Linked DNA regions of Homo sapiens: region 2 is linked to region 1. Evidence: chromatin contacts called from ENCODE Hi-C or POLR2A ChIA-PET data. All regions are on one chromosome and are shown on one strand. Each heading gives the region's core, a stretch centred on a gene start or an enhancer-like site at or near the end of the contact. The rest is flanking DNA. Distances are from core to core; before and after follow the strand shown. Region 1 has its middle 87 kb from the start of LINC02397. Region 2 overlaps LOC105369905 (a long non-coding RNA gene).

The links. Hi-C counts contacts between places; a loop is a spot of excess contacts on that map. ChIA-PET counts read pairs that join two places held with the same protein, here RNA polymerase II (POLR2A). Pooled maps may share reads with other maps.
Region 2: a loop to region 1 is called in a map of natural killer cell, with 2.9 times the contacts of the local background. The contact joins two enhancer-like sites. A Hi-C loop is called at or near these places in 1 of 168 maps with a recorded cell type or tissue (natural killer cell), 1 of 37 single-sample maps with no recorded cell type and 10 of 50 pooled maps. POLR2A ChIA-PET finds 5 or more read pairs at or near these places in 6 of 52 experiments (CD4-positive, alpha-beta T cell, GM10248, activated CD4-positive, alpha-beta T cell and 3 more).

The regions. Positions count from the first base shown.
Region 1 is chr12:92,550,548-92,556,395 of GRCh38, reverse strand. No RefSeq gene overlaps it. Among named protein-coding and RNA genes, the nearest start is that of LINC02397, 87 kb to the right of the region's middle. RefSeq lists enhancers at 2,756-2,945, 4,075-4,514. Within about 2 kb of position 2,880, at least 19 of the 41 ENCODE cell types and tissues checked have a DNase peak (open chromatin) inside an H3K27ac peak, as active enhancers do.
Region 2 is chr12:92,590,560-92,596,407 of GRCh38, reverse strand. All of the region lies in intron 1 of LOC105369905 (a long non-coding RNA gene), which reads right to left. Among named protein-coding and RNA genes, the nearest start is that of PLEKHG7, 110 kb to the left of the region's middle. RefSeq lists enhancers at 2,610-2,709, 1,949-3,148. Within about 2 kb of position 2,452, at least 14 of the 41 ENCODE cell types and tissues checked have a DNase peak (open chromatin) inside an H3K27ac peak, as active enhancers do.

The DNA of each region.
Region 1 (5,848 bases), core at 1,631-4,130:
CAACCAGATTAAACCATTCAAAGGATTCCACAGAACAGGTGGTGCACTGAGTTTATTAGAACCTCCACAAGGCATAAGAAACAAATCTTTCTGTTTCACTTTCTTTCTTCAACATTTGCAATAAGACGCAGACTCAAAGAACTTTTCTTTCTGACCCAAATACTGTGGGTATGCCTACAACACAGAGAAAATAAAAAATACTCTGAGTGAAGAGACCCTTCTCTGTAGTTTCTAAAGTCAAAAATCCTTATCAATGAAAAATAATTGATGGTATCCTCAAATCCTATGGCTTTTTCAACATATGAGGGAAAAATATAACAGAATTGTCTTGTGGGTGGCATCCTGAAAGTTTATTCAGGGAACTGAATTCAGCATGTTGGGAATGCAACTATAACTAAGACAAATTTCATAAAGGTCTTATCTTCTAGTTGGAGGAAATAGATAATAAATTAGTAAACAGGAAAATAAAAAAGGTTTATGAGAGTGATAATTACTATTTATAAAATAAAGGGGGCAGGGTAAGGGGATAGAAAATAGAGAAGGAAGAGCAAATTTAGAAAAAGAATCACCTCCTAGGAAGTGATTTTTTAATTTTTATTTTTTGAGATGGAGTCTTGCTCTGTCACCCAGGCTGGAGTGCAGTGGTGCGATCTTGGTTCACTGCAACCTCTGCTTCCTGGGTTCAAGAGATTCTTGTGCCTCAGCCTCTTGAGTAGTTGGGATTACAGGCATGTGTCACCATGCCTGGCTAATTTTTGTATTTTAAGTAAAGACGGGGTTTCACCATGTTGGCCAGTCTGGTCTCAAACCCCTGACCTCAGGTGATCCACTCACTTTGGCCCCCCAAAGTGCTGGGATTACAGGCATGAGCCACTGCGCCAGGTCCAGGAGGTGATATTTGAGTGGAGACCTGAGAGGTGAGGAGATGCCAGTCCCATGAGGGAGAAGCCTCGGGGAGAGTGCCCCTGCAGTGGCCGCAGCACGTGGGAGAACACTGAGTTGAAAATGAGCCTGGTGGGAAGGCCAGTGTGGCTGGGGTGGGGTACAGTGTGAAGGAGGTGAGTGATGAGGCCACCTGAGAAGACAGGGCCTTGTACATGGCAGGAAGGAGTTGGAAGTTGTTCTAAGTGCAGAGGGAAACCAGTGAGAGGTTTGGAGCAGGAGACTGATGTGGTATAATGAAATTAACCTTTCAGCAGGATCACTGACCCTGATGCAGAAAATGGAAGCAAGGGTATATTTGGATCCTGGAATGGTTCTCGACACAGAAGGCATTAGAGAAATATTTCATGAAAGAATTCATCAACCAATAATCCATTAAAAACTAAGACAGTTCTGACCTTTAAAAAGGTTGTTTTCTTATTCCCCAAGATCAATGTTATCTGGCATTTTCAATGGATCCAGCTTGTTGTTCACAAGATATAGGAACAAATGTTTCTTCACTTTGAAGAAGCAGGGAGTCAGTCGGCCGGGAGTGTGGTTTATTCAGCAGAGGCATAATTTCTCACTTCTATACTTTGCTATTTACAGCACACCATTTTTATAAACACAGCATTTAGGCCAGAAAAGGAAGTCCATTTGGCCTATACAGCTCTTATATCAAGAGAAAAATTTCTCCCAAATTTTCTCATCATTCTGAATGAACTAAGGTCCTCAAAAAGTGCACACTCAGTTCTCTTGTTGGAGACAAGATTTATAAACAGTTTATGCACCACACATTTAGTTTTGCCACAGTGGCAGCAGCAGGATAAATAAAACTAGGCCTTTTTGTTCAGTGATTTAAAATGTAAGAAAATGAATGTGCACTTGCATTGTTATAGGGGAGGAAGGAGAACGTCATTCCTGAAGAGTGCTGAGCAAAGTTTCATTTCCTAAGCTCAAATCCCTTTGCTCCTCTTTTGGAAAGCCCATAACTCCCCTTGGGAGATATAATTTTTCTTGTGGAGTAAGGAAAAAGAACTAAGACTTACTCTCATTAGAGAAGCTGGAAGTCTTGGTTCCTGGTTTTCATTATTTTGGGTTTCTGTTTGAAGATGTGTAATCTTGGAAAACATTTAATGGTGACCTTGGGACTTTCTGCTTGAAGTTTTCAAATGATCCAGATGACCATGTGAGACAGAAATCCTCTCTTTAAGGAGCATTTTAGGAAGACAATAGGACTTAATGTCAGAGCCTGGGAGTTGAGTCTTGTCACCATTATACTTATTGTGTGGGTTTTAGCAAGTCACAGAAGTCATCCTACAGGACGGTGAAGAGCCGATGAATCTGGTGTTTGGTGATTGCCAGGCACTTTGACAATAGTGATTATTGATCATTGTTCTGATTATCATCGTTTTTACTCTCCTGGTAGATTTATTCTTTGGGGGAACTTGTTTTCCCCAACAGACTTACTTATTTGAGGTTTTTGTACCATTCTTATTTTGGAGGAGAATGTTCTAGTTACTGAATTCAATATAACAAACATTTAAATTTTAAAATAAAGAAGATTACGTATTAGAAGGGGTTAACAAGATAGGTTGGTATTAACTTAATCTCACATAAATTGAGGAAAGAAGCAGGAAGAAAGTGCATGCCATGAGTTAACAAAGACTATGTAGCATGAATTCTGTCAGGGAGAACCATGGAAAAGACTCCGTGGGGAAGTGGTGGCAGAGAAAAGAGCTCTGTTACCTGCACAGGGGTGAGACAGGCTGGAAAGGCCCTGGCCAGGAAGTAGACCGACCTCCTGTGAAGGGGCAGGCACAGGACACGTAGGGGTCAGGCAGGAAGTCCAGACCAGCACGTACAATATGCCTCTGGTAAGTGTGGCAGTGGCCAGCATGGGATTTTCCAGCATAGCTGTCAGCATCAGAGACCGAGAGCAGAAGGAAGGGCAAGTTTCCACAAGCCCAGTGACAGGAGCACGGGAGTGAGTGATAATAACAGCTTCTGGCAGCCAGGCAGTAGCTAATCAGGACCAGAAAATCTGGCATGAGTAGCAGGGTCTCAGAAAGCTCCCCCACCACTATCTTCTACCCCTACACACACACACACACACACACACACACACACACACACACACGTCTCCACTCTCTCTTCTGTTATAACTATTTATTGAGCAAAGGCTCTAAAATCAGAATGCCTGTTTGAGTTCTGGTTCCACCATGGAATGGCTGTGTGTCCTTGGAAGAGTTCCTCAAACCCTCTGTAGCATGGGTCTGCTGACTATGTAGGGCTCTCCAGCATCGCCGTGTTGTGAACGGGAGGGGTAATCATGTGTAGGAGTTGTGTGCCAGAGTCTGGCCCATAATACATGCTCAACAAATAGGTTGAACAGGAATGAAACTAAGAGATCAGTCTTAGAGCCAAATCTGGGCTCACACATGAGAATCAAGATGGCTCTCACAACAGAGATGTAACGTGGAGCAATGGCAAGCCTTGGCTAGTCGTGGATCTCAGAGGGTGGAGTTGGTTACCTTGACATCTCTTTTGTCTGAATTGGGGTTCATTCTATAGATTGGCATAGGGTTGGGCTTCAGATGAGGGTCAAGGAGAGGGATGCAGCATCTAGAGGCCTGGCAGGTACACAGTCCCATAGCGGGTAGGAGTGCAACAGAACAGCATTCTGGGGTGGTGGCAGGGGCTGCAACAGGGTAAAAAACACATAGGCAGGCTGGAAAGTCAGATGATAAAGGCTGAGGAGTGAGTGGGTCACTAGAAGGTAAAAACAGCCATCCAATCATCTCCAAGAAGTCCTGAGGTCAAATTCCAGAGAGTTGGAGGTTGGCCAAAAAGATAAGCAGGATTGAGTGAGGACTCTTGGGAAGCAGGCAGACTTGAGTAGGCTGTTGGTTTAGAAATAGATGGTGGTAGTGAGGGAGAAATTAAATAAACAAGCATGATTTGTGGTACAAGTTACAGAAGAGAAAGGAAGACAGGGATCAAGTGCTGGTGTGGAGTTATTTATGGAATGAAGGAATAATGATTCTTTGATCACATTAGTAGTTAATGTTTGAGTATAGATAGGTGGAGGAAGGTTGCAGGAGGGAGGAAGTGTTCCTCTCCCAAAAAGGGAGGGTGAAGATCTAGAGAAATAAAGAGGTAGAAAAGGGAGAAATGAGGAAGGCTTTCTCTGATGGCCTCATTCTCAGTGAAGAATGACACAAAGTCATTCTGGAGGGGGCAGGGGAGGTGCAAGGTGGAGGCCTGAGGAAAAGGTGTCAGATAGTGACTGTGGGGAATTTTTGAGGGAGCTAACTGGAGATGAATCATTCCATGGTCATGATTTCTGCATATCTGGAATGCACCTACTCCAGGCTCAGGCTCAAATGGAAACTGAAAATTGCCCCAACTAATGGCCTGACATAGCAAAACCAAGCTCATCCTCCCCCACTCCAGCTCAGACAAATCACATGCATTGCTTGTCCCCATTTCCTGCCATAAGCTGTCCCCTTAACACTATTCTGTTGGTCTCACTCCCACTTCACCCTAGACAGGGCTCTCAGAGATTGCCCAGGCAACCTGGAGTCCTGTGATCTTTTCTTAGTCACTTTTCTGGCCATCTTTGGGGAATAAACAACAACACTTCTTTTTGAAATGTTCTTCTTCCTTACCCTCTCTCCCTACATTTTGTGTGACAGATTCCTTCTCATTTTGCAGGTCTCATTTTAAAACTCACCAACCCGGGCTTTCATGAGACCCTGACAGAAGGTTCATTCCTGTCCTATGTTCTCACAGCATTCACTCCATCTACCCCTCTGATATGTACACAGGAAGAAAGGGGCAATTGCTTTGCTCATTTTCTGGGTCCCAACTGTCAAGTAAGCTCCCTGAAGCCAAAATCTGCCCCAGAGGGTAGCACACAGTAGGTGCTCCATATATATTCGTAGAATGAATGAATGGGCAAATAAATGAATTAATTACCATTCATTACCCTTGTTCTTTTCCATATCTCTTACTGCTGTGTATCCTTCACTGGTGTCTCTTCTTCCTCCTATGGTGAAATGTGCTACCTCAGCCTTTTCCACACAGGAGTTAAGGCCTCCATAGTAGACCTGGCTTCCCAGACCTAGAAGACTGGGACCGTCTTCTCTCCATCTGAAAAAGGCAACCGAACACAGCTTCACATTAAACATCCAAGTACAACCTTCATGCTGGTCAGTTCTATTTCTTCATGGGCTCTCTTTTCTTTGGGCCCCTTTGGTGTCCTTGGTTGTCCTATGTAATCATGCCATCCAATTTAATTCTTCCTTTTTCTGGCTGACCCATTTTAAGAACCTTCCTTCACTGATGTATGCATTATCTTTTCATGAATGGTTATTCTGACGGACGAAAAAAAATTCTTATAATTTCAAATTAGTTCCTGGAATAAACTCTCCAGTTTCCTGACAAATACAAATATGGGGCATAATAATGTCTAGAAAAAGGACCTTATCCAGAGGCCAGCTCTGAAAATTGCAATCATGAAACCCAAGGCAGGAAACAATCTTAGTTGTATTTGTCAAAGTGATGAGCACTAGGTATCAGTGAAGTGGGTGGGTCATATCCCAGAGAATGGTCACTGCTCATGAGTCAGGTGGTTGCTTTCTGGAACTCTTTCCCCCAGCCTCTCAGTAAGTGGATAAAAAAGCTTCCTAGAGAAACATCTGCTTAATAGTGTGAACTGTGGAGCCAACTGCATGGATTCAAATCCCAACATCACCCCTTACTAGTGGAGTGAGTGGAGTGACCTCAGTTAAGGCATTTGATCTCTCTGTAGCTTAGTTTTCTTGTCTGTGAACTGGTGGTAATAATCATACTTAAGTAATAGGGTGGTTGTGGATCTTAATGATTTAGGATATAAAGCATGTAGACATGTCCCTGGCAGATT
Region 2 (5,848 bases), core at 1,203-3,702, 40 kb before region 1:
TCTGTCTCCATATACCAATGAGGGCTCAGTAGGGAACACTGATTACATCCTCCACAATGAGGGCCCCAGGGGCTGCTGCTCCCAAACATGCCCTGAGTGCAAGGGTTCTAGTCTGTCACCAACATGGAGAAAATCTCTCTTGTCACATTTTATTGTATTCACTGGCCACGGGACAGGACGGAGTAATAAGAAATTCTGTGCAGGCCTCAGGTTGTTTTGAATTCTGCTTCTGTTTTTCAGAACTGATATTATTTCTGGCCCTTGATAAGCGATAAATTCTCATATCCTGTTTTGTGAGATTTTTAATCATGTGCAGTTAATAGGCTGATACAAAGTGTGAGAGTATCCATCACCTAAATAAAAGAAATTATAGTTTTACATGGACTTGTATTCCTAAATTTCACCAATTTTTAGAGCTAGATACAATCTTAAGAGAATTTCTCATTTAATTTTTTCTCTATGAGGAAACTCATGCCCAGAGTAATGAAGGGCTGGGTCTACCATGAATCAGCTGGTTCAAGGTGTGAACTAAGTCTCTCTCACTTAAGGTACATTCCTTAGTTGGGTTGGTTTAATTGAAGAAATATGCATTGAGTGTCCTCCAGGGCAAAATACCCATGAGAGACAGACAGAGATTTTTCTATTTCCTTGATGGGGTAGGGCAGACAATGAAGACCCTCCACTAAATATGAGCAGCCATTGTGCACATATGGTACTGAGAATGACAACGAGTCTACACAAATCCATCTCTTTTGGAGAGATGATGTGACTGTAAATGATAATGATGAGGAAGACGAACTTTTATAGTATTAGCTTCATCCACAAACAGGAAATTATTATTGCTATTTTTCTATCTTTGAAGGGAGTCTGTTAGAGATGGCAGCAACATGGATGGAGCTGGAGGCCACTGTCTTAAGTGAACTAATGCAGGAACAGGAAGCCAAACACCGCATGTTGTTACTTATAACTGGGAGCTGAACATTGAATATGCATGGACACAGAGAAGGGAACAATAGACACTGGGGCTTACTAGAGGGTGGAGGGTAGGAGGGTGAGAATCAAAAAACTACCTATTGGGTAGTATGGTAATTACCTGGGTGATGAAATAATATGTACACCAAACTCCCTTGACATGCAGTGTATTTATAGAGCAAACCTGCACATGTAACCCTGAAACTAAAAGTTAAAAAATAAATTAAAAAAAAAAGTGGCTGGGCGTGGTGGCTCACGCCTGTAATCCCAGCATTTTGGGAGGCCGAGGCAGGCAGATCACGAGGTCAGGAGATAGAGACCATCCTGGCCAATATGGTGAAACCCTGTCTCTACTAAAAATACAAAAACTTAGCTAGGCATGGTGGTGTCCACCTGTAGTCCCAGCTACTCAGGAGGCTGAGGAGGAGAATTGCTTGAACCCGGGAGGCGGAGGTTGCAGTGAGCCGAGATTGTGCCACTGCACTCCAGCCTGAGCAAAAAGAGTGAAACTCCATCTCAAAAAAACAAAAACAAAACAAAACAGGAACAACAACAAACAAACAAAAAAACAAAAGAAAAAAAAATTATCCACACACGCAAAAAGAGTTTGGGTTCTGGAGCTGGACTACCTGGGTCTCAATCCCTGTCCTGCCTGTTACTGGCTGTGTGGTCCTCATTGAATCAGTTAACCCCACTGTACCTCAGTTTCCTCATCTGTAAAGTAGGTTAGTATGAGTAAACAGCTCAGAGTTTTGTTCTGAAGATTAAATGAATACATTCTAGTGCAGCTGCTAGAATAGACTGGTATACAGTAAGCATTTAATAAATGTTACCTATTATTATCCTTTATAGATTAAAGGCATCCTGTAAACTCTAGTTGAACATCTAACTTCTAATTGCTTAAGTGGATTCCAGCAGCTGTCTTATATGCTCAGGAAGCTTTAAAACATCACAATTCACTGGTAGCCTCTTCTGGGCAGGTATTATTGCTATTGAAGGTCAGAATTAGTGGGAGGTCTATTTTCTGCAACTTTATTCATGCAGCATGCATTCTTGGATGTTACTAACGTGGCACACCCTGGGCCAGGTGAACTAGGGGTTGGGGGAAGAGTAGGGTGAGGATGCAAAGATGAACATGGTATCAGTTCTTCAAGGGCTTGGGGGTGTGAGGTGGAGTAGGGTAGGGATGCAAAGAAGCGTAAAATAGCTTTTGCCTTCAAAGAGTTCACTGTCCTGAGAGAGGGATGATCAGTAAACAAATAGTGACAAAGCAGGGAGACATGTACAAAGTGCTAAGGGAGCACAGAAGAGGAAGTGACTGAGACAGACTGAGGAGACCAAGAAAGGCTTCGCACAGGAAATGACATATAAACTGGGTCACACAGGATGAGTAACTGTCTGGTAGAAGAGAGGGGGTGAGTTTCTAGGCAGGGGCACTACATGCGCAAAGGCACAGAGGCATGACACATGAAAGCCACAATATTTGGCAGGGTGAGCAGTTCAGAAGGATGTTTACAAAATGCCCTGGTTCAAGGACGTGTCATTGCCCAAGCTCCTTACTGTAGCTGGTGGAGCCTGGCAGGGGGCGGTCCCTGCCCACCGTCCCGAGCCCATCTCTTACTTCCCAACCCTGGCCACACTTGTTCCTTTTTGTGCCTGGATCACCACAGCAGAGTTCTACTTCAGGGCTGCTGCACATTCTGCTTCTTATTTGTAGAATATTCTTCCCAACCTATTTTCATGGCCAATCCCTTCTCTATCCTCAGGTCTTACCTCCTCAGGAAGATCATCCATGGCCACTTTCCCTGATGCAAGTCCCCTGTTATTCCCCATCACAGCATCTATCACTAGGAATGTATTGTGACCTGTAATTATTTTACCTCTCACCATGTTTTTTACCTGCTTCTCTGGAAGGTAGCATGAGACATCAGGGTCAGGACACCAACTGTCTTGTTCCTGGTGTATCTCTAGTATCCTAGTCAGTTCCTGACACAGCACTCAATCGAAGTTGTTGAATGAAGAAATAAAAGTATCAGTGAATGAATGAATGAATGAGAAATTTGGAAAGAGATTGGTTTGAATATCTTCCGTTGGTTTCTCCAGGTCCACTACCCTTCTCTATTCAATTCTGTGTCATGGAAAGCTGCTTGTGTGGGCCACCTCAATATCTTCCCTCTGTGTTGGATTCAGTAAATAGGGCGCAGGTAAGGGTGAGAGGAGAGGGGTCAGGGTGGCCTTGAGCTGGCTGCATTCCTTCCCTGAAGGTCTCAGCAAGGGCCCTCTCCACACAGCCTCTCTCTTTCCTCCTTTCCACCACTTTAGGCCTGCGGTCGGGGGGCAGGCACCTCCTCCCATCTTTCCACATTACTATCCCTCGTAGTTTCTCTAGAGTCCACCTACATCTTTGTAGTCCTTCTATTAATCTCTCTTCAAACTACCTATGCCAGTCTGTTTCTTACCAGGGCTGGGGCCAGGTTAGAAAGTACCTTATGTGCCTGTAAGTAGCTCACACCATATTCATTTGACAACAGAGAACTGTTAAAGGTAGATCCTTCTGCAGGTGCTATGGACTGAATATTCACATGTTGAAATCCTAACCCCCAATGTGATGATATTGGGAGGTAGGGCCTCTGAGAGGTATTTAGGTCATAAGAGTGGAGCCCCTATGAATGGAATTGGTGTTCTTATAAAAGGGACCCCAGAAAGCTAGCTAGCTCTTTTTCCACCTGCTGAGGACACAGCAAGAAGACAGCCATCTACGGACCAGGAAACAGGCCCTCGCAAGACACCAAATGTACTGGTATCTTGATCTTGACCTTTCCAGTCTCTGGAACTCTGAGAATTAGGTGTTTGTTGTTTAAGCTGCCCAGCCGCTGGTACTCTGTGATAGTGGTGTAAGCTGACCAAGACAGCAGAGGTGTGGCATAACCCAAAGGCAAGGCTAACACACAGCATCAGCGTAGGGAATGCCCTCCAAGCTTTCAGTAACATGCCCCATCATGTTGGAGCATGTCCCACTCATATATTCATATCTCTTTATGTGTAAGTTTTTTGTTTCTTTTTTTTGAGGCAGAGTCTCACTCTGTCACCCAGGCTGGAGTGCAGTGGCAGGATCTCAGCTCACTGCAACCTCCGCCTCCCTGGTTCAAGTGTTCTCCTGCTTTAGCCTTCTGAGTAGCTGGAATTACAGGTGCACACCACCACACCTGGCTAATTTTTGTATTTTTGGTAGACACGGGGTTTCGCCATGTTGGCCAGGCTGGTCTTAAACTCCTGACCTCAAGTGATCCGCCCTCCTCGACCTCCCAAAGTGCTGGGATTACAGGCATGAGCCACCGTGCCAGGCTCTGTTTATGTGTAATTTATATACGTGCATGCTTGTACTAATAACTTTTGTACAGTATAAAGTACATATGTGGATATTAAAAAGCATAAGAGAGAGGTAAAATTTGATTTTCAATTTTTATCTCACCAAAAGCCATTGATATGGTTTGACTCTTTGTCCCCACCAAATCTCATGTTGAACTGTGATCTTCAGTGTTGGAGGAGGGGCCTAGTGAGAGGTGATTGGATCATGGGAGCGGATTTTCCACTTGCCGTTCTCCTGATAGTAAGTGAGTTCTCCCAAGATCTGGTTGTTTAAAAGTGTGTAACACTTCCCTCTTCACTCTCCCTCCTGCTCTGCCATGGTAGGAAATGCTTGCTTCCCCTTAGACTTCTGCCATGATTGTAAGTTTTCTGAGGCCTCCCAGCCATTCTTCCTGTACAGCCTGTGGAGCTGTGAGTCAATTAAACCTCTTGTCTTCATAAATTACCCAGTATCAGCTAGTTCTTTATAGCAGTGTGAGAATGGACTAATACAGCCACACTGTTAGTGTACTGATTACTTAGTTTTAAAGTCTTACTAAACATTATAGCTAATATTTTATTGTCTACCTAGGGTGACATTGTTAAGGAGTGTATGTATAAATCCATATTCCAATTCATCTTCTTGAGGTGAGCTAATCTCTTGTCAGATCTAATTATAATTATTATGTATATAATTATATTATACCATATATTGTAATATGGTGACAAAGTACTTCTAAGTGGAGAACAATCAACTTTTTCTACCACGTGGCTTGCTTTGTTGTGGTATCTTTGACCCATTATTTATTTTTGGGGTCTTTTTAAGTTTCTCACTTATTTTATGATTTTTTCAGCAAGTTAGAATTAGACAATAGTTCCACGTATTCACTCAACTGGGCATGTATCATAAATTATTAAACAAATGAAAATGTTAGGGAATCACTGTCCACTCCTGTGATTTATAGACTCCCATTTTCCCTCAAGACTTCCCACATATCCTATGTGAGGGGTGATCACTAACATAGAGACTGAGAGTGCCATGACATATTAAATATCAGAAAAGCTTAATCTCTTATTTTATTTGATAAAAGTGGGTATATACAGAAGTTCTAATGTTCTCTTCCATCTCCCCCATTGATTGTTTTGTACACCTGCTTGATTGCACGTACTGTATTTTGGAGACTACTGATATAGATCATAGGCAGAATCTAGAAATAGAGGACCAGTTAAGAGACAATGTTCCAGTAGTTCCTATATTGGTAGGAGTCCTTTTAGTTATGAGATGTGTGTTAGTTTACACTCCAAACCCTTTTATCCCCATGGCTTCTTTCCTTGCTTATTTTCTTATTCTTTTCCATATCTCTAGCAAAGAAAACAAAGAAATAATACTAACCACTTATTAAACACTTGATTTGACCCATGTTATTAAACACAGATCAAGAACCAGTAGTTTTATGTTAAGCTTAAGAAAGGACTAGGGGCTTTCGATACATTATGTAAATAAAATTTCAGAACATATTGATAACAT